Linked DNA regions of Homo sapiens: all the other regions are linked to region 1. A link is a contact called in ENCODE Hi-C data. All regions are on one chromosome and are shown on one strand. The core of a region is the stretch at or near the end of the contact, and the rest is flanking DNA. Distances in the headings are between cores, read along the strand shown. Region 1 holds the start of SGPP2 (sphingosine-1-phosphate phosphatase 2). Region 2 holds the start of STK11IP (serine/threonine kinase 11 interacting protein). Region 3 overlaps DOCK10 (dedicator of cytokinesis 10). Region 4 overlaps CUL3 (cullin 3).

What was found. Hi-C counts contacts between places; a loop is a spot of excess contacts on that map. Pooled maps may share reads with other maps.
Region 2: a loop to region 1 is called in a pooled map, with 17 times the contacts of the local background. The contact joins the promoter of STK11IP here to the promoter of SGPP2 in region 1. A Hi-C loop is called at or near these places in 2 of 37 single-sample maps with no recorded cell type and 4 of 50 pooled maps.
Region 3: a loop to region 1 is called in a pooled map, with 4 times the contacts of the local background. The contact joins the enhancer-like site here to the promoter of SGPP2 in region 1. A Hi-C loop is called at or near these places in 2 of 37 single-sample maps with no recorded cell type and 3 of 50 pooled maps.
Region 4: a loop to region 1 is called in a pooled map, with 25 times the contacts of the local background. The contact joins the enhancer-like site here to the promoter of SGPP2 in region 1. A Hi-C loop is called at or near these places in 7 of 37 single-sample maps with no recorded cell type and 7 of 50 pooled maps.

What each region holds. Positions count from the first base shown.
Region 1 is chr2:222,421,400-222,428,643 of GRCh38, forward strand. It overlaps SGPP2 (sphingosine-1-phosphate phosphatase 2), which reads left to right and starts at 3,144. Exons shown (of 5, transcript NM_152386.4): 1 at 3,144-3,422. The coding sequence starts at 3,204. RefSeq lists enhancers at 2,388-2,687, 3,878-4,027, 4,078-4,137, 6,286-6,355, 6,566-6,685 and 1 more and silencers at 2,848-3,197, 3,288-3,517, 3,528-3,577.
Region 2 is chr2:219,594,180-219,601,423 of GRCh38, forward strand. STK11IP (serine/threonine kinase 11 interacting protein) reads left to right here and starts at 3,678. Exons shown (of 25, transcript NM_052902.4): 1 at 3,678-3,744; 2 at 3,915-4,001; 3 at 7,056-7,244. The coding sequence starts at 3,941. RefSeq lists enhancers at 3,630-3,849, 4,060-4,119.
Region 3 is chr2:224,949,350-224,956,593 of GRCh38, forward strand. The region is part of intron 1 of DOCK10 (dedicator of cytokinesis 10); the gene reads right to left. Among named protein-coding and RNA genes, the nearest start is that of MIR4439, 58 kb to the right of the region's middle. RefSeq lists a silencer at 4,123-4,172. Within about 2 kb of position 4,107, at least 9 of the 41 ENCODE cell types and tissues checked have a DNase peak (open chromatin) inside an H3K27ac peak, as active enhancers do.
Region 4 is chr2:224,520,047-224,527,290 of GRCh38, forward strand. All of the region lies in intron 3 of CUL3 (cullin 3), which reads right to left. Among named protein-coding and RNA genes, the nearest start is that of CUL3, 62 kb to the right of the region's middle. RefSeq lists a silencer at 1,612-1,681. Within about 2 kb of position 3,510, at least 6 of the 41 ENCODE cell types and tissues checked have a DNase peak (open chromatin) inside an H3K27ac peak, as active enhancers do.

The DNA of each region.
Region 1 (7,244 bases), core at 1,894-4,393:
TACAATTTTTTTGTAGCAATGGAGTCTCCCTGTGTTGCCCAGGCTGGTCTTGAACTCCTGGCCTCAAGCAATCCTCCGCCTCAGCCTCCCAACGTGCTGGGATTACAGGCATGTATGCCTGGCCAATTGTCTTTTGGAATAACTTATTTTTAGTGTGGCTTCTTTTAAAAAATTCTATCTGCACATGAGTATTTATAACATGCCAAGTGAATGACAAGCTGCCTAGATAAAATGTGTAGATTATGGCTGAATTATAACATGGATTTTTACTGTACAACATTTTAACCAACATTAGTTTCCTAATACTGGTGGAGACTGCTGGTTGCCCACAAAAAAATTCTGTCCTCCACTTCTTCCACAGGAATATAGCTTAAGCTTGACATAAGGTTGCCCTGCTAGAGATAACATTTCCAATTGTTTCTCACTGATGGAATGTTAGTGAAAGTGATGTGTGAACTTCTGCCTCACTTGCTTAATAAGACATTGCTGCTCAGAACACTCTCTCTCTTCACCCTTTCAGGAGCTGAACTTCAGATGTTCAGCCCTAACCCAGATTCAACCATGCAAAAGAGGACGATGACCTAAGGCTCAGTTTCAGGGCATGGTGGAGCAATAAGATGAAAAGAACCAGAGTCATGGAGTAGGGCCATGGAGCAGAGCTTCCTACTAACCTCAACTGCTTGCCTTAGAACCATTCTATGAAAGAGAAATACATGTCTGTGTTCCTTAAGCCACTCTATTTTGGGGTCTCTTTGTTATAGTAGCTTAACCTTTATCCGAACTAGTATTAATATATCCATCATTGATTCCTTTTAAATATGTCATTTTGTAATTGTTACATATATACAAGTGAGCAAAGTACAAATAACTGGATTTCTGCCCTGGCAAAAAAAAAAAAAAAAAAAAAAAAAAAAGGTCGGGGGGCGGGATGTGAAATGTATTTCCCACAGGTATGACTAGTGTTCAGTGATCAAAGAACTACAGGGTGTTTCTCTGGTATCAAGAAAAAAAAATTTTTTGCATGACTGCAAGCTACTATTTGATATCTCTGCACCATTACAGCAGTCTTTCAGTCCTACCACTTCTCAAAGATGTTGATTTTTGTTAGGTTGGTTGGGAAATTCATGTTCAGAATAATCAGACTGGGCCTTAGAAAAAAAAGGTTCTGGGGAAATGGACTTTACCACTGCCCAGGAGGCTCAAGATGTCCTACTCAAGATGTTCAGAGCCAAATTCTCTTGAGGATTCCTTCCTAGATTGAATGACTCCAGCACAATACACCTTCTTATCATGATCTCACTAGGCCTTATAGAGCTTGTCTCAAGGTTATTTTTACAAGAGCCTTATAAGAAAGACAAGAAGTGAGGATTATCATTTCATTACAGGGATAAACTGCGACATATGGTGACTTACATCAGGTGACTTGGTGAGCCACTAGAAGCTGGAATCAGTAACTGATCCTCCATGGAGATAAAATGCTCTGTCTACAAATACAATTCTTTGGCAATTAACTTAATGCTGCGTGTGCCATGTTTTGCTTTGCCTATTTTTCCTAACTGGTAGAAAGAAAAATCGAAGCACTAAATTCGGGAGACACATGATGCAAGTGCCTTCACAGGAAAACATATTTCTTTAACACATAAGCAGAACAGGTCCCCAACGATCACAGCTCCAGCTTCTAAAACCAAACCACAGGGTTTTGCCTCACACCTGTAAATGACAGCCAGAAGCATTGTGGAGAGATGCTTCCACCTCCTGGGCCGGACATTTCTGTGTGTGATCCCGCCAGACATGACAATAACTCTGCGTGTCTTCTGTAAGAGGAAAATGGTTTCCCTTAAGAGCTTCAGCATTCTCTCAGTCCCCTTGACTTTGCTCTCCAGACAGGACTGAGAAGCAAGAAAAGTAGAAACTAGGGCATGAAGGGGACTACATCATCCTGGAAAGTCACATCCCAAAGACATTCAGGCCTAAAAGGACAACTGAATAAATAAGGCATTGACAGGTGTTCATTAATCATTTGTGCAACCAAATTCTTAGTAGGCTTTGCATGGACAATCAGGAAACATGCAGGTTTCTGCTGCAAACGAAAGACGGGGTTGAATTGCACTTTTGTTGCAGACTGATCACCTGGGCCTAATTTGATTGTTGCCTCCCAAGGGATCTCTGAGCCCAGGAGGGAAATGTAGGAGGGAGGAGGGAAAACCAAGGCCGGCCTGCAGGATGTTTCCTTTGCTATCTTCTGCTGAGTGCTCTAAAGCAGGTGCAGGTGCAATGAGATACCTAATCCTGTCCCCAGTCCTCCAGCACTTTGTTCTCTTCTCGTTTAAACTCCCTAAATGGTCTGGTGGGGTTTTCCCAGTGTCATTGCTTAAAGAGAGGCAGAGCGGAAAGAAAGAAGTAGGAGAAAGCGGTAAGCATCTTTGTTCTCAATGCGGAAAACCCAGAAGGGACTTTCCTTCCCACCCACCTGAAAATGTTCCCCAGTTGCCAAATCAGAAGGGCAGGGGCAGCGACGCGGAAGATGACTCAGGGCCCACTTTGAACCTCCTGGGTACTTGAGCAAGCTCAAGGGTGTTCGGACCTCTAGGGAGACGTTGCATCACGCAGTTTGGAAAGAACTTGGGAATTCTCCCTGGGGGGCTCGCTGTATTTACTGGGAACTAGTCTTGCAGGAAGGTGAGAGTACGTGGCTGGCTGTGGGGAGCTGGCGTGGGAGGAAATCCGACTTCACCTTGGGCTCAGAGTTGCAAGGAAGGTCACTGTGGGATCAGCCTGAGCCCAAAAGGATGGGCTAATGGGAGCGGCCGCAGGTGCACGCGCGCTCGGCCGCTCCCATTAGTGTTACGTCTGCCGGGGGAAGAAGGTGGGGTGGGGGGTTGGGGGCGCCGGGAGAAGAGAGGCGCAGTTCGGAGATCGGCACTCCTCCGTCCAGTTACAGGCGGTCCTGCCCCCGTGGCCGCCCGGGGCCGCCCAAGCCCTCCGGGACGGAGAGAAAGGGGGACGCGTTGCGCAAGGTGGAGGCAGACACCTGGGCGGGCGCTAGGACCCGGGCGGCGCACCTGTTGGCTGGGCCCGGGGCCCCGCCCGCCCGGCCTCCGCCCGGAGTGCGGGATCGGCGGGGGCGAGGCGGGAGTGGCGGTGCCAGCGGAGGGCACCGGCCCGGCGTGGCAGCGGCGGCGGAGCGCGGCCCCGGGCACACCATGGCCGAGCTGCTGCGGAGCCTGCAGGATTCCCAGCTCGTCGCCCGCTTCCAGCGCCGCTGCGGGCTCTTCCCCGCTCCGGATGAAGGCCCCCGGGAGAACGGCGCGGACCCCACGGAGCGCGCGGCGCGGGTCCCCGGGGTCGAGCATCTCCCCGCAGCCAACGGCAAGGGCGGCGAGGCTCCGGCCAACGGGCTGCGCAGAGCCGCGGCGCCGGAGGTAACCATGGGCAGGTGTTCGCCGGGTACGGGGAGGGGGCGGCTGCGGACGTGCGGGTCCCTGCGACTCCGCCACGCGGGGCCGGCCGGGCCGAGAGGGCGCCGTCCCCGGCAGTGACCCGGCTCCCGCCGCTGCGAGCGGACGGGGAGGCCTGGCCTTCCAGTAACCAGGATGCCACCCTCCAACGCTGCCAGGGGCAACCGGGTCTATTGAGATATCCCCAGACGCTTTCAATGCAGTCCATTTAGAGACTTCCCACTTTCAAAAGTAGTTAAATTCACGTAGATGCCAGCAAATATGTAAGAGTTACGTAATGGAACGGAGGAGCGGGGATGTCCTTGGCACTTCCCCGGGGAGACGTTCTTAGACTCCCCCCCACCCCCGTATTCTTGCATTTCCGCCCATCCCCCTTCCCTGATGCGCACAAATGCGGGTGCAGCCGGGCTCAGCGCGCTCCTCACCGCGCTGCACCGCCAGCTCTGGGCACAGAACTTGGGGCTCACACAGCTCCTAGAGAGATTTACAACCTCCCTGCACTACCCCCGGCGATGATGTCTTAACAGCAACTCTCGCTTGCCCTCCCCCAGAGTCTGGGGGTCCCTCCTGCCTGGTGGGTCTTTTATGGACCGACACCAGTGACTTCTAACAGATGCTTCTGGGAGGGAAGCTCGCTACGCTCCCGCTAGGTGTTCAAAGCGTGGTTATACAACCCACTGCGGCTTGGGGGGAACCAGCGTGCGTCGTCGTCGCAGTGCACAGGGACTTTAGGCAGCAGGGACCAGACGGGCTGCACTTGGCTTCTGGGGACGCATGTCTACCGGGAGCACTGGCAGCACCTGCCTTTTCCCTCGGCAAAGTCAAAAGTGTGGCGCAGGAGAACAGAAATAAACGTATTAATAATTCGAATTCCTTGTACACAGCCACATTTTGTTCTTCCTAGAAGGTTTTGGTGAAAGAAAGGTGGCCTTTACTTACGTGTAAATTTCTAGATGTAGTAACTGAGGAATTACGAAGAACCTGGCTTCTGTGTGGAATGGAATATTATAGGCATTGGATTACAGAATTTGTTTGGGAGGGTGAGGGTGGTTGTGTGTTCTACTCCAGAGAAATCCTCCTCTGTATTTTTTCCTCTTTATTGTTCCTTCTTTATCCCATGTGACATTCCGGTAACCTATAGATGAGTATGAGAACCCCTCTTTTTTCTCTTGCCTTGTCTTAAAAACGGGGCAGAGTAGGGGGGATAAGAAATCAGCTGGGCGTGGTGGTGCGGCCTGTAGTTCCAGCTACTCCGGAGGCTAAGACAGGAGAATAGCTTGAGGCGGAGGTTGCAGTGAGCCAAGATCACGCCACTGCACTCCAGCCAGGGCGACTGAGCGAGACTCCGTCTCAAAAAAAAAAAAAAAAAAAAAAAAAGACCAAAACAAACAAACAAACAAACAAAAAACAGTCCCATGGCTGAAACGTGCCGTGACATATTCGGTGCACACACTGTTTACACCCACAGGTAGACACGTGAGTTGCTTTCTGTTGCTCTCTTCACAAGCTTCTACCCTGTTTCTCTAATTCAGGAAGCTGAAAAAGAGTGAATTGTTCCACCAGTGCTTCTCAAACTGTTTTAAACATCACCCCTGGTAACTTAACTTTAAACTCCACAGTTGGATCCTCTTGACCTTTAAAAGCAAGCTAAGCAGATTTCTTACACAGTTTTATCTTCTTACTGCTTGACAATCCTGGTGGGTCTTCAGTGAGTGAAATTGTGGCGGTTTCCCCACACCCACCCAGCCAACACAGGACTTCTGCTTACAGATCATGTAAAAGCAAGAAAGCTGAATGCCCAAGATAAGAAATCATTGTGTTGGTATATAATGGGGGAAATCATAAACTTGAGAGTGCTTGATAAATGAAAGGTTAATTAATGTTTTTACAGGTGGGTTGGTTTCAAATGACTTGGGAAGATTAATCCTTTACATACACACATTGATTCCCCCCCTCAAAAATTATCTCTTATCTACACTCAGGCAATTTACAGGACTTTAAGGGGGCAGTTGTGAAAAGTGTGCTGCCCTCTCTGCAGGCCTTTGTACAGGCGTTGGCCTGCCTGAGCTGCCTGTCTTTTCTCTAAATATCCTCCCCACTCATCCTTCTATTTCCAAAGGTCAGTTCCTCCATGGGTGACTTCTCTGACCTTCCAGCCTAGCTCCCCCTGCTATAGTTTTTCTTTGCTTTCTGCATTTCTTCATTACAGCATTTATCACGTTGTTTAAATGTGCCTTTGTGTGGATATCTGATTATTCCCCGCCCCTCCAGAGGATGATAAACTCTAAGAATGCAGGCAACTTTTCTGTTATGGTCCTTATTTTTTTCTCATAGCCTGGCACGTAGGAGGGACTAGTGACTTTTGTGAATACATGCATGTAGATTGCAATATAAAATTATAGTTTTAAACTTTTTTTTTAAGAGACAGGGTCTTGCTGTGTCACCCAGGGTGGAGTGCAGTGGCACAATCATAAGTCACTGCATCTTCCACATCCTGGACTCCTGCAGTTCTCCTGCCTCAGCCTCCTGTGTAGCTAAGACTACGGATGCATGCCATCATCTGGTTTGTTGTTGTTGTTGTTGTTGTTATTGTTGTTTTTTGTAGAGACAGGGTCTCACTATGTTGCCAAGACTAGTCTTAAACTCTTGGCCTCAAGTGATCCTTCTGCCTCAGCCTTGCAAAGTGCTGAAATTATAGACGTCAGTCACTGTGACTGGCGATGTTTCGTTTTTCTTTAAAAAAAAATGAGTGAATGTTGAAAATCAAGTGATTTTTCCGCATAGCCTAGAAGGTAGCACCAGGACGTTGATTTAGGACCCTTCAAACAATAGAGAAGTTTTCTTCTTCATTTGAGTGACTTTAGATCTTAATGAATCTGATTTACCTTCTCACCTTTCACATTGTCTATATTTGTTTTAATTTTGAAACAGGACAAGTGTTTCCTGTTTTCAAGTGACTAAAAGTTTCCTCTACAAGTTCTCATTACACCACACGCTGCTAGCTTAAAGATTAACTGCATCTTTTACAAACCAGGAGTGGGCTTGGCTTGTACAAGCCTGTCATTGAATAAATTGGACTGGGCCTTAGAAATTGCCCAGTAGTCATGAATTTCACAGAAAGTCTGAGTCCTGAAGGGTTAAGAGATTTATTGAGGACTTCCAGGATATCCACACAGTCAGGGGAAGTCAGATCTTTTGACTCCCAAGTCTAAACTTCTTTCCTCTGTGCAGATTCCAGGGAAAATTCCAGGGCCTCACTGTATCTGATTCACTGAGGTGTGTCCTGTTGGTACTGGCTGGGACAGGGTGGAGATCGTGTGAAAAGAGGTGGTATTGCTTTCAGTTTGCAAGGGTATCTGACTTGCAAGAGTAACTGTAGGAAGCCATTTTTGGTTATTGCTTTGGGAGGCACTGCCCTGAGCAGAAGGCAGGATCCTAGGACTGGGCCAGGAAGGTAAAGGTGTGATGAGAATTTCATTTATTTGTCCTGGGGTAAAGCCAGCCTCGTATATAATGGTATTTTGATTTCTAACATTTTTGCTTACTCAATACAGTTGTATTTAGTTAGACTCTGCAGTGCCTTCCTCAGCAGTACATTAGACTAAGGATCATCTTTTCTAATATCCCTGTGTCCAGTACTTTTTGATAACTGCTCAGACATAGTTCTCACATTGACTTAGGGAGAGGTTCAAAGATAAGTTGTTTCTAGAAATCTTAGACTCCTAGTTTCCCTCTTGAAACATTTGAGGCTCTAAATCTGTTAATCTACGAAACCTTGATTTCATT
Region 2 (7,244 bases), core at 2,428-4,927, 2.8 Mb before region 1:
AGCCCCAGGCAGATGAGTAGTGCCTCCCTAGTACCAGAGTGCTAGGAATTCTTTGTCATGTGCAGCTGGTGTTGGTGCTTAGAAGAACCAACTGGACATTTCTGATTTTAGGTGGAGTACCAGTCCTGGAGACTAAAACTTAGAAGAGTGTTTGCAAGTTAACAGAGTGATATCATAGCATGTCTTCGAGAAACACAGACTCATTGATGATAGTATGAAATTATGTAATAGCAGCCCATACATGTTATGCTACTTTACAGCAACATGAATTTTTGAAATGGCATTGCATACTTTTTTTTTTTTTGAGATGGTGTCTTGCTCTGTCACCCAGGCTGGAGTGCAGTGGTGCGATCTCGGCTCACTGCAAGCTCCGCCTCCTGGGTTCACGCCATTCTCCTGTCTCAGCCTCCCGAGTAGCTGGGACTACAGGCACCCACCACCACGCCCGGCTAAATTTTTGTATTTTTAGTAGAGACGGGGTTTCACCGTGTTAGCCAGGATTGTCTTGATCTCCTTACCTCGTGATCTGCCCGCCTCGGCCTTCCAAAGTGCTGGGATTACAGGCGTGAGCCACCGTGCCAGGCTGCACACCATTTTAATAAAGAGAATTTTTTTTTTTTTTTTTTTTTTGAGAAGGAGTTTTGCTTTTGCTGCCCAGGCTGGAGTGCAATGGCGCCATCTCAGCTCACTGCAACCTCTGCCTCCCTGGTTCAAGTGATTCTCCTGCTTCAGCCTCCAGAGTAGCTGGGATTACAGGTGCCTGCGACCACGCCTGGCTAATTTTTGTACTTTTAGTAGAGACAGGGTTTCACCATGTTGGCCAGGCTGATCTCGAACTCCTAACCTCAAGTGATTCACTTGCCTTGGCCTCCCAAAGTGCTGGGATTTTGGGTGTGAGCCACTGTGCCTGGCTGGGTCATTTTTAATGTCCTAAAGTTCTCTTGTTCTCTTCACATAGATCTGGCATATTTCTCAAAATATTATAAGCATGTGTGTATTTGTATTTATATCTATAATTTATTGATTTTTTGGCTGCTATGATGAATGGGAATTTTTTTCCCTTTTAGATTTGCTAATCTAGACTTCATTTTGTAAAGGTTTTGTCTTAGTTGAAGTTCTTATGGTAGCAATTTACAGAAATACATTCAGATTAACTTAGGCCAAAAAAAAAAAAAAAAAAAAGCGGGGGAGAATTCTCTGGAAGGCAGCCAAGGCCTCCCCTACAGGCCAAGGGTAGAAAGGAGAGTGGGCCTCACAAGGGGGAGGGAAACAAGAACTACGGAGTCTCCTGTTGCTTTCCCTTAGTAGATCTATTTTTCTCTCCCTCTGTAGTTCAGCTTTCTTTGCTTCTCCCTTTGTCCACTTCCATGTTTCTGAGAAGCAAAGGGATATAGAGCAAACCTGGCTACAGGGGCTACCCATGTGGGTGGAGCAATTCTCAGAAAATAACTATGGGTTGAAAAGGCACGGCTGAAACAGATTTCAAGACACTGCAATGTCAGTGACTTGAAAAGAATCTGTTTCTTGCCTAAGAGGGGTAGAGTTGGCAGTTACTGTTTGGGAGAATCTGCCCTTCTAAGTTCCAGATGATTAATAAACAGGGACTGACAATCGTCAGGTTATGGGATTAATAATTCAACAAAATATACTGAGCTCTTACTCTGACTTTATATTTGCATACTAGTTAGCTGTTGTAGGGGCTGAAAAGTTGTGATGCCTTTCTTCCTCATCATAAGGGTCAGAGCTCGTATAACAAGATAGGTTAAGAGAAAAATCTAAAATAAACTAAGAAGTTTATTTAATCAAAGTTTTACATGACATGGGAGCCTTCAGAAATGGCTACCCAAAGAGCCAGGGAAAACTTGTTTTTAATGCTTAGATTCTATGAAAAATGGACAGCCTGCAGTAATGTGGTTGGGCAAAAAGTGTGCCACTTAATAGTAACAGACAGCAGGTGGAAACCCAACGAGGTCTTTCTGTGTAGCATTCCTTCCTCCCAGGTATGAGGCAGGATCTCTTCCAGAATGAGGGTCTTACGGCCTATCAGACAAGGTAGGCCAGAGAAGTTCTTTACGGCCAGCTTGTTTTTTGGACTGAGTTTCCCTCCTGTTGCCCAGGCTGGAGTGCAATGGCGTGATCTCGGCTCACAGCAACCTCTGTCTCCCGGGTTCAAGCGATTCTCCTGCCTCAGCCTCCCGAATAGCTGGGATTACAGGCATGCACTACCATGCCCGGCTAATTTTGTATTTTTAGAAGACACAGGGTTTCTCCATGTTGGTTGGGCTGGTCTCGAACTCCCGACCTCTGGTGATCTGCTGGCCTCGGCCTCCCAAAGTGCTGGGATTACAGGCGTGAGCCACCGCGCCAGGCCACGGCCAGCTCTTACATAGAAAGGTGGGGGGAAGTTTAGGTTTTATGGCTGGCTTTGGGGGAGAGGGCTTCTAGTTTCTGTGACTCATCTTGGGGAAGAGGAATTCTGGTTTCTATGGCTTGCCTTGGGGAAGAAAGAAGGCTGGGAGACAGGAGGGCAGGAAAAGGTCGGAGAGACTGTGCCTGAGGCCTTCCAGTCTCTTTTAGTTCAAAATAGTCAGCATACCAAAGCGCCGTATTTTGGGGTATTGTTTTTCTGAGCTCAACACTGCTGCTTCGGATGTATCTCCACTTACTTTATTTAACCTAAAAGGCTTTCAGCTCAGAGCACAAGTAGTATGCCATGAATGCGAAATTGTGTGGTTCAAATATTCAAAATATTTGAAATATTTGCCATTTCAAATATTTTGTCTTGAGAAAATAAAATCTTTCAAATCTGGCAACTTGGGATAAAGATGACTATGATCCTATCCCTCCTTTCAACTGGCTTAGGATTCATTTTGATTTTCCTCTGTAGAAATGGGGCGCTTCATGAAAGAAACTCTCTCTGAAAACCAGGAATTCTGTTAAAAGACCTTTTTGCTAATCTAGTTCAGTAGTTGACGTTAGCATTTGACGGGGAGCCTGGTGAAAGCTACCATGAGAATTCGGAAGCAAGAAACTGGCAGTCCTGGCGCTACTGGTTACTAATTGAACGACCTTCGCAAGTAACCTAGCCTCTGTGAACCTGTTCTCATTTTCAAACGCGGTTGAATAACTACTTTTCAACTAGGATGTTATGAAAGGTAATAGGGTAAAGACAAAGGACTAGGTTCGCGTGGAGCCCAGTACTGCTGAAGGAAAGATACACGAGTTTGGAGGGAGTCTAAGGAAAAGGAGGCAAAGGACCCCGGAGGTTATATCCTCGGTGGCCTCAGCTTTTACACGATCTAAGTCCATCCTACGGCGGATACGCTCTCCTTTCACTGGAAAATGACTGTTTGCGTTGAAAAAATTTTTATCTAACAAAGCTCCATTTCTCTAAACTTTGCTTCCCCGCCCAGTTTGCAAACGAGTCAGGGTTTCCTCACCGGCGCGGTAGGCTCGCCGAAAGCCAAGCGGGAGCCCCAGGCTGCGCAGGGCGGGGGAATAATGGGTGCCCAGCTCCGGGCCAGGAAGCCCAGGGAACCACTGCAGCCACCACCGCGGTCAGGAGACAGCCCCCGCACCGCCCCTTTTCGATTCGTTTGCATGATCTACGGCGCGGTTTCCGGCGGCAGAGACATGTTTTCCGGTCGTCCCTTGGCTCGATTTTCTTCCGGGGCGGGACTTCCTTTCCATCATTGATAGGCGCCGGGCAGCTGAGCTGGTAGGAGGACCAGACGGGGAGGTTCGGTATGTCTGACCAGGACTTATGTTCCTCGAAAGGGCGGCCAGGAGGATGCTCTTCCTCTCTTTTCTTTCTCGCCTTTTTCTCCGCATGACGCCTCGGTTTGCGCGGACGCCCTGGGCTTTTGGCACTACCGCCCACCTGAGGCTCTTCCGCTTCCTCTTTCCCCCCCCAGGCTCCGCCCCCCAGCGTCCCGTGGCCATGACGACCGCTCAGAGGGACTCCCTGTTGTGGAAGCTCGCGGGGTTGCTGCGGGAGTCCGGTGAGTGGACTTCCGGTTGGGCTGGGCCTCGGACCTCGGACGAGGTGGGGGTGGTGCTTTCTGGAGACACGCCCTGAGAGTCATGGAGTTACGACTGGTAGGGTCACCAGGTGTCAGAGTTCAATTTCTTTACTTTTCCCAGGTTTGTTCGCCCTTACAGTGTCCTTTGCCTGTGATAGCCTAAACTCTAGCCGTCCTTTGAGGCCAAAGGGCGGTATCCCTCCCTCCGTGCCTTCTCTGACACTGTCAGAAGGAAGTGATCATTACCTGACTAAAAGCCCCTCAGGACCAGGGACTGATCTCGGTCATAATCATTATTGTGTAGCAAGGTACTAAATACAGTAGATAGAAGCACGAGATTTGGAGTCGGACCCACTTGGGTTGGAATATCAACCCTCTTTCAAACTTGCCATACTGTTTCCTGAGGCTCAGTTTTCCTCACAGATTGGCATAGTGATTGTACTTAACATTTGTGGGGATTCGTTTTAATTCATGTATTTAGTACAATGCCTGCAAGTATAGTAACTGCTTACAGTTGGGAGCTATTGTTATTGTAATGATTTCCCTGATGCTTGGCACTGTGCCTGGGCATAATGGAGCCACAGTAGTTGTTGAATACTTGGTTGGCATTAGTTGTGGTAGAAAAAGCCTTGGCTTTGAGATCAGATAGGAGAAGTAACTTCCTACCAATTATATGATCTCCATCAAGATTTTTCACTTTTTTGAACCTCAATTTTCATATCTGTAAGATGGGGTTAATAGTGCTTCTCTTTGAGAGATTCTGAGAAGGTTTGAATGAGATACCAAAGTCATCTGGTACATACTACAGTTAATGTTAGCTGTCCTCCATCACTCCATGCTCCTATTGACGATATCTGTGGAAGCTCTCTTTATAGCAGTTTTCTTTTCTTTCTTTTCTTTTTTTTGAGACAGAGTCTTGCTGTGTCACCCAGGCTGGAGTGCAGTGGCGCAATCTCAGCTCACTGCAACCTCCACCTCCTGGGACGAAGTGATTCTCCTGCCTCAGCCTCCTGAGTAGCTGGGACTACAGGTGTGCACCACCATGACCGGCTAATTTTTGTATTTTTAGTAGAGACGGGGTTTCACCATGTTGGCCAGGTTGGTCTTGAACTCCTGACCTCAAGTGATTAACCTGCCTTGGCCTCCCAAAGTGCTAGGATTAAAGTCGTGAGCCACAGCACCTGGCCAGTAGCAGTTTCATTTCCTGGCTTGTATTGATAACTTTGCAAATGTCTTATATCCTTCTCTGGGAGGAGACAACTAGGAGGCCCTTTGAACGTGGGAAGAGTCCTTGAACCATGTCTGTATCTATCCTCAGTGTCTAGTACATACAGAATCCTTCATGTCAGGTTGTAGGACTTGTTAATTTATTCAGTGATGAATGGTGGGTGTGTGAATGTGTGACTACAAGGAGGTAGCAGGAGAAGAGCTTTGTGGCAGCAGAATAGTTTTGTATCTTGATTGCGTGGCTGCAGGAATTTATATAAACAGCATATAGCTATATATACATATTGTACCAACATCAGTGTCCTGAATTTTTTTTTTTTTTTGAGATGGAGTCTCGCTCTGTCACCCAGGCTGGAGTGCAGTGGTATGATCTCGGCTCACTGCAACCCCTGCCTCCCTCCCAGGTTGAAGTGATTCTTCTGCCTCAGCCTCCCGAGTAGCTGGGACTACAGGCATGCACCACCATGCCCTACTAATTTTTGTATTTTTAGTAGAGACGGGGTTTCACCATATTGGCCAGGCTGGTCTTTAACTCCGGACCTCGTGATCCACCCGCCTTGGCCTCCCAAAGTGCTGGGATTACAGGCGTGAGCCACCACGCCTGCCCTTTGTGTTTTTTTTTTTGTTTTTGTTTTTTTTTTTTTTTTTTTTTGAGATGGAGTCTACCTCTGTCACCCAGGCTGGAGTGCAATGGCTCAATTTCGGCTCACTGCAACCTCTGCCTCCTGGCTTCCAGCTGTTCTCTGGCCTCAGCCCCTCGAGTAGCTGGGATTACAGGCGCATGTCGCAATGCCCAGCTGAGAATATTTGTATTTTTAGTAGAGACGAGGTTAGAGTCGTAGAATAATTTTTTGTGTTTTTAGTGGAGACGGGGTTTCACCATGTTGGCCAGGTTGGTCCTGAACTCCTGACCTCAAGTGCCTTGCTCCCAAAGTGCTGGGATTACAGGCCTGAGCCACGGCAACCAGCTCAGTGTCCTGACTTTGATATTGTACTATAGCTATATAAAATGTAACCATTAGGGAAAACTGGGTAAAGGATACAGGGGACCTTTCTGTATTATTTCTGCAGCATTCTTTGACTCCATACTTATTATATTTTTTAAGCCAAAAAAGCATTCCTTCATGCCTAGCTTGTAGCTGCACTTTTTTAGGTGCAGTGATGAATACCAGAGTGATCAAAAGATGCCCTCAAGGATGAAAGTCTCATTAGAGAGAGCAGTTTTAACAGACAGCAATAACAATGCCTTAGTGCTATAATGAATAGTTATTCTATGACATACTTTTTAGTATTGTTTGAAAGTTTCTACAGATGTGCTTTGCAATCAGAAAAAGAAAGAAAGATAAAACTTCCAATTAACTTTTGTGTAATAATGAGTGACTGCAATATGAAAATTCAGCAGTATTACTTCTTGAGGCGGCTTCCTGGAGGAGGCTGGTCTCAAGCTGGGCGGTGGAAGGGGGTGTCTCATAACAAGAGAGAACTGTGAACCAAGCTGGCTGTATTTCCAGCACTGTCAGTAGATGAGGCTCTTTTGAGCAGAAGGTGAAAGAAAATTTGGAAGAGTTGGTTGGAGTTGTGTAGCCAAGCAGTCTCATCAGGCTGAATGAAATGTTAGGACTTTTTTTGAAGATGAGGGGAGCCATTGAATGCTTTTGAGCTGAGAAGGAGATAGAAAATTTGATCCTGCAATAGAAGATCTACAATATGGATTGGAGTGGGTATATTTTGGCATCATAGAGCCTTAGAATAAAGAGAAAAATCTTTTCACTGTGTCTTCCCTCCTGTTTGCCCCTTTTTCTGCAGGGGATGTGGTCCTGTCTGGCTGTAGCACCCTGAGCCTGCTGACTCCCACACTGCAACAGCTGAACCACGTATTTGAGCTGCACCTGGGGCCATGGGGCCCTGGCCAGACAGGCTTTGTGGCTCTGCCCTCCCATCCTGCCGACTCCCCTGTTATTCTTCAGCTTCAGTTTCTCTTCGATGTGCTGCAGA
Region 3 (7,244 bases), core at 2,857-5,356, 2.5 Mb after region 1:
TACAAGGAGATGCCTCCAAGTTCATTAGAAAAGAAATCCAAGACCAATAAATCATCAGAATTTATTAAGTACTGTATTCAAGACATCACTGAACTTTGTGAGAAAAATAAAACACCTTTCCTAGTTTTAAGAAGCTTGTATCCTACAGAGGAGTTCATTAGAGTTTGAAGGAGTCTGGGGAAGCTTTATAGAAAAGATATCTCTAAGGTAGGCTTTGAATAATAGGTGGGAATCAAAGAGATGAATGCAGAGGAAAGCATCCTGCTGGAAAGGAAATGTAGCAGAGGGGAGGCATCAAGGTAGAATGGTTAAAATTACAGAATCATCTGGGATTCAAATCCTGGATCCATCACTTCTTAACTGTGTGTCCTTTGGCCAATCACTCACCCTTTCCAGGCCTCAGTTTTCTCATCTGTAAAATAGGGATAGCATAGTCACTACCTTATAGGTTTGTGGTGAGGATAAATAAAATGACATCTTAAAAATATCAACACATTGCCTTGCCTGGTACATAGTATGCATAACTATTAGTTACAACAAAGGCAAAAAGGCAGGCCAAAGCAGAATATTTAAGAAAAAATTAGAAATCTGCCTGTCTACTGCCCAGGGTTAAATAGGAGAGGAGAGATAGAATCAATTGAAGGTAGAAGTCAGGAGCTAGTTCATGGAAGGCTTTGAATGCCAAGATAAGGAAAAGTTTCCACTGTATCCTGAAATCATGAGGAACCACTAAAGGATTTTTGAATTATAATTACAATAGTGCTTTAGAAAGATTCATTCGGTAGCTACATGCAGGCTGGATTGCAGATAATTTGACCCAGAGATGGTTTGCATTAATCTAGATATTAACATAGGGTGGTGGAATACAGAAAATTAGGCAACAGAAACATAACCATACATTTCAGGGAAATTATAAAGATCTAGCAATTAAATAAAAAATGAGAGCTGAAATTTACTGAGCAAGTACTATGTGCTGGATGCTGGTCTAAATTTTTTATGGAACCTATTTAAATCATCCAACAACCCTGTGAGGTAAGTATTGTTATCATTGTTATCACCACTCCAGTTTTACAGAGGAATATTTGGGTTCTGGAGAAATTAAGCAATTGGCCCAAAGTCAGTAGCAGAGCTGGGATGTAAGTCCAGGGGGTCCAGCTACTGAGCCCACCGTCTTAGCCAGAAGGGAAGTTCAAAGATGCCAGGTTTCTGACTGGCCATGAAGGAGATGGGTAATATGAGTGAGGGAAAAAGGGTGGTAAGAAGGGAGGGTTTCCCCCCTTTATTTAATGTGCAATGCTGATTTAGACATGTTGAATGTTGCATCCAGAAGATTGTCAAAAGGGAAAGTCCAGCTGTTATATGTGTGCCTAGAACTTAAGAAAAAGTTAGGACTGGAGACGTGGAGCAGAAAGTCATGAAAATAACTAAATTTAAAAGTCTAAAAGTAAACTGAATTTTTGGAGAACAGATTAACAGAATTAAGAACACAGTCTTGAAGTTCCTTTACATATGGTAGATGGAGGGCAATTCAGGAAATACTGAGAAGGCATAGAGATAAAAGGGGAAATTACGGAGCCATTACAGAGCCTCAATGTCCTGGACAGGTGAGGTTAAGGAAGGTGCTGCATGGCATCTGAACAGAGATGGATGTAGGGCCTGGCAATGTCTAAAAAGATTCAGTGTGAGAGATAGACAGGCTGAAAACTAAGGACCTTGCAGTTTTGGATCTAGACATACTTGTGCTTAAATCTTCAGCTGTCTATTAGATAACGTCCAGCAAGGTATTTGACTTATCTCTGCCTAACTTTTATATGTAAGAATAGAGCAATTAGTTTATAGCTTATAGGGTTGCTGTGAAACAATATATGTGAGTCCCTGGAGTTGTGAACAAAATATATATATGTGTATGTATAATGGCTAAGATTCCTATCTGTGTATATACATAAACTATTATTATTGAACATAATGGGTATTTGTCATTTCTTATGTAAGTATGTATTTATGTATATACATATATATGCATGCATATATGTACATACAAAACGCACAGTCTCACATATTCTTATATAAGAATTCAAAGTCTGGTCCCATGGTGTCCAGTCAGAAAGTAAGTTTGCCATTTTCAGTAGAGAAGAGGCTAGATGTTTGGAAATTAAGTAAGATGGGACACTTAACCATGATTTAGAGACATGGGAATTTGAATGCTAAAATGTCAGAAACCTAAGAAAAAGTTCTGGCAATCTGTATTAGTTTTCTATTGCCACTGTAACAAACTGCCACACATTTAGTGGCTTACATCAACCTCCATTTATGATCTGTTTTCATGGGTCAGAAATCTGCATTCAGTGCGGCTCAGCTGACTCTCTGCTTGGAGAACCACAAGACTTAAACCTAAGTGTCAACAGGGTGGTATCTCTTTCTGGAGGCTCCAGGGGAGAAGCTGTCTTCAGGCACATGCAAGGTTGTTGGCAAAATTTATTCCTTACAGTTGTAGGACTGAGGTGGCCATTTCTTTGCTGTCTGTCAGCCAGGGGTTATTCTTAGCTTTCAGAGGCCACCCACATCCCCTGACTCAAGGACCCTTTCTAAACCAGAAATAGCCAGCTGAATCACTCACACTTTGAATCTAACTTCTCCTTTTGCCTCATCTTCCTAACATATCTCTTCTTCTGTATCTCTCTGCTGTAGCCAGGGAAAAAAGCCTTGGCTTTCAGGGCCTCATGTGATCAGGCCAGGACAATCTGGAATCATTTCTCTACTTTAAGGCCACCTGATGATCAACCTTAATTTATGACTGCAAAGTCCCTTCACAGCTGTACGAAAATTCATGTTTGAATAATCAGGCAGTCTGGAGGGGACGTCTTTAAAATACAGTCTACTACGTCTTATTCTCGAATTTTGTATGCGTGTGTTTTAATTTTAACATCAAGGATGTACTGAGAAGAAGGTGTAGATGAGAAAGACACTTGGCCTTTGGTTGTGGTTTCCACTGACCACTGAGATCCAGGTTGCAATGGGACTAAGAAATGAGTGGGAGGAAATGGAAAATTGGCTTCTAGATCATTTACTGGAAAATACTGGCAGTGAAATACAGGTGAGAAGTCGAAATAAAGGTGAGAAGTCGAATGGCACAGGAGAGCTCAACAAAGTTGGAAGAAAGGAAGAAAAATAATGGTGGAGGAAAGGCAGCAAACAAAGTCAATATACTATGTGAAAGTCCTTTTTAAATGCTCAATTATGTTATTTTTTTTTTTTTTTTTTGAGACGGAGTCTTGCTCTGTCGCCCAGGCTGGAGTGCAGTGGCGGGATCTCGGCTCACTGCAAGCTCCGCCTCCCGGGTTCACGCCATTCTCCTGCCTCAGCCTCCCAAGTAGCTGGGACTACAGGCGCCCGCCACTACGCCCGGCTAATTTTTTGTATTTTTAGTAGAGACGGGGTTTCACCGTTTTAGCCGGGATGGTCTCGATCTCCTGACCTCGTGATCTGCCCGCCTCGGCCTCCCAAAGTGCTGGGATTACAGGCGTGAGCCACCGCGCCCGGCCTATGTTATGTTTTAACATGCTCAATTCTAACTATTTTCAGTTAGATAGGCTATCCAATCCGGAAATGGCATCATCACTGAATCTAAGCAACCGGGGGGCAGAAACCTGGCTTTCATTGACAATGCATTTGAATCCATTCCATTAAAATGGCCCCAAAAGTACCATTAGGAATTTAGAGTAACAGAAACATAGTGCTTAAGATTTAGACACATGTACATGATGACAGGATTCACAAGTCCTAAATTGAGCAATTGGTAAGGCACCTCCTATTCATTTCTTCCCACTTCAGTTATTACTTCCTTATTACATTTTATCTTTATTCCAAGTTTTTTAACCTGTTGAGCTTTTTGGCATTTGCCATTGATTACTTCTTCATTATCGCAGAATGCTTGGATAATTCATTTTATTTTTTTCTCTTCCATTTCCAGTAGATTTCCCCATTTGCCTGCAGGTTAGTTTGCTGCACAGCCTTTCTGTCATAGGAAAAACAAGACTGGTCCATGGTGCATCTGCAGGCTCAGCTCAACCAGTGTACACCCTGCTTAAAGGAAGTAAAGCAGCAAGTATCTACTTCCTCCTTCACTGTGGTCTCTCCTGAGCCTCAGCCCTGCAGAAGAGCTCTTAAAGTTAGTGGTACTCAGGCTCACTGCTTCCTGCTAGAAAGGTCAACCCAACTGAGCAGCTCCAAGTTACCAATGAGAGTAGACTTGTCTGGGGGAGTTTAAATGAACACGACAAAACCTCGTATTTCTAAACGTACAGTTTTCAAAGTGGACAATGTCTGTGAAATATAGGTTGGGGCAAAGGTAACTGCGGTTTTTGCGATTATTTTTAAAATAGTGGTTTTTTAAAATGGCGCTACTAAAAATGATGGCAAAACCCACAACTACCTTTGTGCCAATCTAATCGTATACAGTATTTAGAAATTTCTTGGAAAATAAAGGGTGCTGTGCACATGAGTGAGAATGTAGATGAGCCAACAATAACAGAGACTGCAGTTTGTGGGTGTGTGGTGCATGTGGGAGTCTGTGTGTGCAGAGTGTGTGTGTGTGTGTGATGCATGCTTATTGTGTGTGTGGGGTAGATGTTGTGCATTTGCTGTGTATGTCTGTACAGGTATATAGGCATAAAATTATCTTGATTGCATTAAAATAACATAGTACTCCAATTATAGCCTTTCAGACAGGTATAAAGTTGTAATATTTGTTCACAGTACTGAATTTCAATAGGTTAGAAGGTGAAAATTCTCATTTAGAGAATTCTCATCAAATCAGAATTTGATGGGAGAGGGGTTTGGGTAGGTAAGAAATTCATTTCTTACAGAGTTTACAGAGCCCATCTTAGAATCTAACAGCAAACAGTGAAGGAGTTATACTTTTTCAATAGTGGACTTCATCACTGGTCAGAGATATCCATTTCCAGAAAAAAATTATAGTCCAGAGATATGTATATATCTTACCAATAAGTATCTTAGTGTGATATTTAGAAAATAAAATACATTGATTTTAGGGTTTATTATTTTCTGAATTTCCTGTTGGGCATTTAGTTAATCACCCTTTTTGAAGTTTTTGATTTTTTTTTGCTAAAGGCATCCAACTGTCTTCGAGAAGTCATGTGTATTTTAATATTTCCAGCTTCAGCCTGCTCTGCTGTTGAAAATGGGAAATCTCTAAGGGACAAACATTTATTCTTATGGAGACAAAACTCTAACTCACATGCCCTTGCCTCCATCCTCAGAAGCCAGGGCATAACAATAATGACAATGACAACAACAAAAATACCACAGCTAGCTCATAGCATTTCTAAACATGTTTCATACAAATATATATGCCTGGATTGATACTGCTCTTTACAAAGGCATGCAGCTAATTCTCACCTAGAATACAGTGTTCTTTTCCTATTAAAAAGTAATCAACTCCAAAGCAATATATTTTTCATTATACTATTTTTCCTCTACCTTTTAAAGAAAATGAAAAGCATTCCGAGCTGAAGCAGATTTCTTCCACAAATGATCAGGTGAAGACACACAAATACAGCCTCCAAGAAGATGAGGCTGAGGAGATCTGAATCAATGCAGTTATCTTTTTATCTTATAGGGACTGTTTTCCAATTGCATTTTCCCTAGAGACAGAGGTATCCTGTCTGCTTGCTGGCTTGGAGCCTACTCCAGCTTCCCACTACTGGCAAAATTAACTACAGACCAATGTTATTTCCTTTAAAATAAAACAAGCACCTAAAATTGCCCTCCTGTAGCCATTCAAACTACTCATTACCTTGCTTTCAATATGAATGTCACTCACTGTTTAATAATTACCCTGAAAAGCACATTGTATGTAAGTTTTGTGGGGAGACTAAGGTCTTTCAAATCTGTAAAGCTCTAATGGAAAAATTGGTCAATTTATGGAATACCACCATTACATATGCTTTATTCTTGTGGCTGTCTTTTTACTGCAGAAGGATTTGTCTTTATAAATGGAAGGCAATAAAGCATTATTACCTAAGCAATTTTGAGAAGGAAACTAATTGTCATGTAAATGCCAATTGCTGAGTGTGAAGGCAACCAGATATCTAGACCAACAATTTATTGCTAGTGGATCAGATTGTTAGCCTAGGTACAATCCCTGTAACCCAGTCGACTCCACAAACCACTTATTTAATGGCACCGTAATGCATTTGTGTCTTTTAAGGCCTCCACCAGGAGATAAAGCTAATACAATACTTTGATTTAAGTGTTTAATGCCTTGCATTGTGGAAATTGGAGAATAATGGTAGGGTCTTGGGTTTGCAATCAAGAACTTTGTGTTTTGCAGATAACTAATTGTTGAATTTCCTTTATTTAGTTGTGCACACTGCAGTAAATTCTTGACATTTTGAAGTCCAGTAGTTAAGGTCCCCAATTAAAGGGCAAATTAACCTCTGGGTATGTGTTCTGCACCTCACTAGGTAAACAAGAAGAACTGAAATAGCAGAGAAACAAGAATTGGATACCTCTCATAAGGGCACCCATATGTATTTAATCTAGTTTATGAGAATGACTCTCTGTCAAACATTGTTCGTGTCTGTCCAGTGCCAGGAATCAATGATAAGAGAGAATTAGAACAGACTATACACAGTCCATGTGGGGAGATGATGGTACACATAAAACACAAAAGGCAGAAACGAAGTGACAAATGAAGAATATGGGTTGCAGCATCTGAAAACAAAGGAGAACATTGTGTTGGCCAAGGTGAAGCAGGATTTCTTCATACAAGCACTGAGACTTGATTTGGGACCTGGACAATAGTAGGACTTTGAAAGTTACTACTATAACCCCAAGAGAAGAGACTCTCCAGTGTTTGTAAGAATCACATGGATAAGTTGTTTAAAATGTGGATTCCTTGACCCTAACCAGGAGCTCAGTAGCTCTCATTTGGGGGGTTTAGTAATCTGGCTTTATAAAGACCATCCATTGGCGGGCACGGTGGCTCATGCCTGTAATCCCAGAACTTTGGGAGGCCAAAGGTGGGTGGATCATTTGAAGTCAGGAGTTCGAGACCAGATTGGCCAACATGGTGAAACTCTGTCTCTACTAAAAATACAAAAATGAGCTGGGCATGGTGGCATGCACCTGTAATCCCAGGTACTCAGGAGCCTGAGGCAGGAGAATCACTTGAACCTCGGAGGTGGAGGTTGCAGTGAGCCGAGATTGCACCACTGCGCTCC
Region 4 (7,244 bases), core at 2,260-4,759, 2.1 Mb after region 1:
AGACCTTAGCAGAGATAGAAAGTTGGTGGCTTTTTCTACTTGCCTTTTTAAAGCCAAAAACAGGCATTTTAAATATAAAATGTTCTGAAAAACATGTTCGAAAGCCTAATGTGAGTCAAGCATTATGTTTACATAAAGGGATGTGAGTTTCATCACCACAGAGATAAACCACATTTTAAATCTCTATTTACAGTTCTCTCTCAAGGGTTGCTATTCCTTGGCCAAGCAGGCCTGCAATGAGCAAAAACTTTCACAAGCTAGGTGGACCTGTGGTGAGAGACAGGAGCCAATGGTGGGGACCCACCTCATGCCCCCCTTTTCACAGCTGGTTCTGCATCTGACTTCATCCATACAGTAAGCTTGATAAACCAACTTCATTTGTAACATAAGCACTTCATTTGTAACATAACATCTATCTCACAATGCTATTCCACTCATTTCCACTTCTAGTCCTGAAAATAAATAGCTTTTAAGACCAACTTCCCTGCCAACAACTATAAAGGCTGGATAAAAAAATACAAAAGCACCACCAGTTTTAAAACATCAACTAGGACAGGCAGGTCTCCAGGAGTTGGACTGGAGAGAGATGGAGTCTTTCTAAGCCACAAGAAAAGGAAAGCTCAACCAGGTGACCTCCATGGAAAACTCCTGCAAATGCTTACTCAAGACCTAGGGCTCTTTGCATGCCCAGAAGACACGAGGACACCAACAAACAAAATGCTTGGCCCTACAAGACCACAGATATTACTACTTCCACCATCTTGGCAAAGATGTGCCTCTTCCTCTTCACCCTACCAACATATCTAAATAGTTAAATGATGTATAAGAAATCAAATTCAGCACATAAAAGTATGCTCAAAGGTGTCAAGACACACAATGCAAAAATACAGTTCCTATTGAAGCTAAACCTATGCAAAGTCAAGGGGTGTCTCTTAAAGTGCGCTAAATAGTTTCATTACTCAGGGAGTGGCATTACAAACAAATCAAATAAAAAGTTAAAATAAAAACAAATGTGAAAATTAAGTCCAAAAAACAACTTAACTCTTACTACTTAATTTACCTGCAAGAAAAAGTTTAGTAAATATTTTTAATAGTCATTATGTTACAGAAAAGCAAGCTAGGATAAATGGGTTCTAGGCAAAATCAATGGTGCACCCAAGGAAAGAAACAACTTAAAAATTGTTATTTTATCATTCCTATCTAATGTTTCATTTGTAACTATGAGTAAACAGGTGTTTGAGAACAAATTCTAAAACTAACCTTTGGGTCACATTCAACTCTGAAAGCTTAGTATAAATATAAATACAAAAGTCCTCTGGTTCTATTACAAAGTTTAAGGGAGCTTTTAATAACATGTTTGCTTTAAAGTCCAGTAGTTTCATACTTCTTTTTTTTTTTTTTTGAGACAGAGTCTCGCTCTGTTGCCCAGGCTGGAGTGCAGTGGCACGATCTCGGTTCACTGCAACTTCCGCCTCCCAGGTTCAAGTGATCCTCCTGCCTCAGCCCCGCTAGTAGCTGGGATTACAGGTATGTGCCACCATGCCCGGCTAATTTTTGTATTTTCAGTAGAGTTGGGGTTTCACCATGTTGGGCCAGGCTGGTCTCTAACTCCTGACCCGCCTCGGCCTCTCAAAGTAGTTCAGTACTTTTACTACTACTCCTAATAGACCAAGGATAGTTATTTATTAGTACTTATTCATCTATCCTCTGCCTGGTCCCACATATGGCCAGCAGTAGCTATTTATTTAGGAAAAAAAAAAAAGGTTTAACAATGTGTGAATTGCTGTGAAAGTTGGTCTTTTAAGCTAACTGTCAAGCTGGTTAATCAAACTCTTAAATAGTTCTTCTTTCAGTTTCTTATCCTCATACTAAGAACATCTGTAACTGTTTTTGTCTACTACTGTAAAAGAGAATACGAAAAGACAAATGTAAACAGGGTTAAAAAAATCTTTATAAATATTAAATACTTATTCTGCTAGTAAGCTAGAGATAAACCCTGAAAAGTTAAACTCACATTTAAAATTAAAAAAAAAAAAAAAAGAGGCAAATAACTCTATGACAAGTCTGTCAGAACATGTTAGAACTTGCCTTACCAAATTTAATCACTAAGGTAATCCTCTATTAACAAGTAATAAAATATTTTCAGAGTTCACTTTCAAATCATGAAATAAATACAGATTTAAAAAGGTTTAACACAATGAAGACAGAAATAGAAAAATTTTAAATGAGCAGAAAAGTAGTAAAAAGTTTCTACTGCAGAATCATAGTGGGGGAAAAAAAGTCTAATTATAATTAGATCGAAGTTTAAAGAACTTTCTCAATACTTTCCATGATACCAGTAACTGACTACACTTCTAAAACAGCACCAGTAACATATGAATTAGTAAATTGTACAGATAAACATTTCTAGATATAAAAATATTACTGATAAATTTGGTAGAGAAGCATATGATATGGTGTCAAAAAACCTGGTGGACTTAGCCACTACTAAAAAGCTCAGAGTTTCCACCACAGTAAAAATTTTCTTAAAATCTTTCTTGGGAGGCCGAGGCGGGCGGATCATGAGGTCAGGAGATCGAGACCATCCTGGCTAACACAGTGAAACCCCATCTCTACTAAAAAATACAAAAAAATTAGCCAGGCGTGGTGGCGGGAGCCTGTAGCCCAGCTACTTGGGAGGCTGAGGCAGGAGAATGATATGAACCCGGGAGGCGGAGCTTGCAGTGAGTCAAGATCCTGCCACTGCACTCCAGCCTGGGTGACAGCGTGAGACACCGTCTCAAAAAAACAATCCTTCTCAGGGGTCTGAAAAATTTTAACAAGAAAAACACAGTTGTGAAAATTTTTTATTTAAAAATAATTTCCATTTAAGAATTGTCTACCAAGATATTGGACAAATCAAACCCATGTTTCTCTAAAGTTGTGTAAACTGCAATAAATCATAAAATAAAAACACTGTTCTCTACTTCAAATTTAATAATCTAGAGGTCAGAGGGAAAAAAAACAGTTAATCACACTTTGAGGTCTTAGAGCAATGAATTTATAAGACTATCTTTCAGGAAAGAAGACCTGTATTAGAGAAGCAATACAATTCAGTGGTTAAGAGCACTGATTCAAGAACCAAATAGCCTCTGTTTCAGTCTTGTCTGCCATTTACTAGGTGTGACCTTAGTATCTGTCTCAGTTGCCTCATCTGTAAAATAACATCTACCTCAAAATGTTATTCCACCTTTAGTACTGAAAGAAAAGCTTTTGTAAGACCAACGCCCCTGGAAGAACAACTATAAAAGCTGGATGAAAATAAAAAACTACCACCTCATACCCATTAGAAGAGTTACTATAAAAAAAAAAAACACAAAACACAAAATAACAAGTTTTGACAAGAATGTGGAAAAATTAGAGCTCTCGTGCACTGTTGGTGGAAACCTAAGATAGTATAGCTGCTGTGGAAAGCAATATAGCAGTTCCTCAAAAATTACAAAAACAATTAACATAGGATCCACTAATTCCACTTCTGGGTATACACCCAAAAGAAATGAAAGCACATCTTGAAGAGGTATTTGTACATTCGTGTTCACAGCAACATTATTCACAGTAGCCAAAAGGTGAAAACAACTCAAGTGTCCATCAACAGATGAACAGATAAACAAAATGTGGTCTACACATAGAATGCGGTATTATGCAGCCTTAGAAAGGAAGTAAACTCTCACATATGCCGTAATACGATGAACCTTAAGGACATGCTAAGTGAAATATGCCAGTGACAAAGGGACAAACACCTTATGATTCCACTTACATGAGGTAATGAGTGATCAAATCATAAACAGAGAAGGTAGAATGGTAGCTGGCAGAGGCTTGGTGGAGGGGAAAATGGAAAGTTACTGTTTAGTGAGTACAGAATTTCAGTTTTGCAAGATGAAAAGAATTCTGGAGAGGATGGTGGTGACAGCTCTGTACAACAATGTGAACGTACACTTAATAGCTCTGAACTGCACACTTAAGGGTAAGATGGTAAATTTTATATGTATTTGACCACAATTAAAAAAACAAACCAAAAACCCCCAGTGTTTAAAAGCATCAAGAGTAACAAAGGCAACCTAGACTTGTAGGGCCAAGATTCCGGAGAAAAGGCAAACATACTGAGAGGAGCCCCATACCAGCCTTCACTGGTTCCCTTCAGTCACTTGCTGTCTTTGGAGGACTGGAAATAAGAGCCCAACCAGAAAGACAAAAGTGGAGTTGGTTACCAAGCAGCTAGGACTTAAGATGTCAAGGTTCTGAAGAGGAGAGAAACACAAAGAGCCGCAATTTCTGCAAGAAATTTTTCACTGAGATGTTTACTGATACAGCACCCTAAGCAAGGGGTGATGACACCAAGAATCCAAACAGAAACTATCAAAGGGAGGCTGAAGATCTGTGCTGAAGAGACAACTGTTAGAATTCTAGGAACATTAATTCAGAAGGCAACCTGGCAAACACCTCAGGCTTTCTTTCAGTTCAGACCCCAGAGGAACTATGCTCTGTGAATAGGTATGTCCTGGAAATAAAGGCAAACTGTTAACAGACCAACACTAACTAAAAGCTAGCCTCAACTAGATCACGGTGATCTGACTGTACTTTACCTGCCTGCCGGAACAAAATTAAATTTACTTTGGAGGAAGGTATCATGCAGGGCCTCCACAATTTTTCACAAACAATACTGGAATTCAAATTTTAAAACACCATGCTTGCCCGTTTCCCCCACAAAACAAAACAAAAACAACCCAGGATCAAAAGTATAAAAACCAAAGGGGAAAAACCCCAAGAAGTCAAAATGTTCTAAGACCTTTGCCCTACCCAGAAAGTGGTAAGTAACAAAACAAAAAACTAATCTAATGCATATAATCTCTAAGGTAACTACTAAAATAACATGTAAATAATAAGCTAATGGGGGTGGGGGTAATAAAATACACTTATTAATCTAAAGAAAGCAAAAAAAAAAAGCTGAGGAAAGTAATAAAGAACAGATGAGACAGAAAAAAAAAACAGGACAGTAAATTTAAACCCAAATGTATCAGTAATTATTTTAAATGTAAACAAACTAAATGCTTCAATATATGGAACAAGTGATACACCTTAAAATTCTGGGTTTATCATAAACTCTACTAAACAGTCAATTAATGTAATTCTTTTGCACTGAGGTGATTGATAGAGCACAGTGGTGAAGACCATGAGCTTTAGAATCAACTTCTAAATTCAAATTTGAATCAAAAATCAAACACTGCAAATTCAAAGGCTTAAATCCAATGTTCTACTCCAGTTATTCAGTAAATGTATGATTTTGGCGGGTTAATCTCTCTAACCTCATTCTTAATCTTTCTAACCTCAGTTTTCCATTCACAAAAATGGAGATAACATTCAACTTTAAGGTCAAGTATTTAAAACATGTGGCACAGTGATACAGGTATGTAATAAATGATATCTGTTGTTATGTATTTGGAAAAACATTTACCTTCAAAGAAACACAATAAATTTTTTTGTTTTATTGATCTCCTAAAGTATTGCTTAAAAATAACAAAAATAATGATAAGATAATAATATTGTTAGGATTAAATAAACATACATAAAGTGCTTAAACAGTGCCTGGCACGCACCAAAGGTAAAAGTATTATTTGCTCTTTTGAGTAGCAGTGTTGGGGAGACTCAGCCAAGGAAGGCTTATATTAACCTACTTGAAGAGTTCCTAAAGAAACTGTGATCAACTTAATCTACTCTGTTTTCTTCCTTCATTATCATAATTCCTCAGACACTACATCTAGCTGTTCACTTTCAGTTTTAAGATGGTATAAAACTTAAGAGCTAAAAGGGCTCTAACATTTAAAATAATCTAATCAACATATCCTTACAGATTCCATAGATAGGTTTCAGGCACCCATAAACCCCTTGAAACTGCACAAAGTATGTGTTCTATGGTATGTGCATGCACACATGCCTGCCTCTTCCAGGAGAGAGTTCGTGAAATATGACCATTTTCCAAAGGATCTATGACTCCCAAAAGATAAGAATCAGATCTCTTGTCCAATAATTTTACAGATAAGAAAACAAGAGTCTTGAGAGGGTAAATAACTTGAGCAAATTAATGACAAAGCAGGAACTAGTTTCTTAATTCACATTAAACATTCTTCTCACTACTCCAAACTTCCCATATACATTGTCAGAGTCCACTTTATGTATACAAGTTCATTCCCTTTACTCTATCAAGATGTGATGTATTTCCGGGCTGGGCGCTGTGGCTCATGCCTGTAATTCCAGCACTTTGGAAGGCCAAGGCAGGTGGATCACCTGAGGTCGAAAGTTCGAGACCAGTCTGGCCAACGTGGTGAATCCCGTCTTTAAGAAAAATACAAAAAATTAGCTGGACGTGGTGGTGGGCGCCTGTAATCCCAGCTACTCGGGAGGCTGAGGCAGAAGAATCGCTTGAACCCAGGAGGCGAAGGCTGCAGTGAGCTGAGATTGCACCACTGCACTCCAGCCTGGGCGACAGAGGGAGACTCCGTCTCAAAAAAAAAAAAAAAAAAAAAAAAAAGAAAAGAAAAACAAATAATGTGCTCTATTTCTGACCACAGGGTCTACTTCATGTTAGGCAGTGTAAACACTGAATACTTGCCTTCCTAAACTTAATGTCATGGACTGCTAAAATCATCACTGCATATACCCAGAAAACAGTTCACAAGGCACAGCGATCAAGTTTATCATTCTCCAACCTGGGCGACAGAGCAAGACTAAGTCTCCAAAAAAAAAAAAAAAAGTTTACTGTTCTATTAATCTGTTTCAGATAGGGGCTGAAAAATATTAAATAACATTTTTAAGTAGCAAGAAAAATAAAATTAAAAAGCAGCAGGAATTTAAGGAAGGAAGAAACCCTTATTATCAGGCACATTCTTAACCTTTACAGTATTTCATGATGCCCTGGTTTCCTTGACATAAGGCCTAGTATGTGACTTCTAACTATAAAAAGATGCCGGGGTACTGGATACTGGTCAGTCATAGCTATAAAAATTAGAGCACAAATGGGGAAAGCCTGTCTTAAAAAGACCTTTCTTACAAAAGCAAAGTCAGTCAAAATGTTGAAGAGGTATAGCCCAAAAGTCACTGCATCCTGTTTCTTCTAGTACATCATTCTGAAAGCAGAGAAGGTGCCAGGAAAATTCTTAATCTATCTGTGCTTTTCCAGAATATAGTTATTTTCAAAATTCTCTAAATGT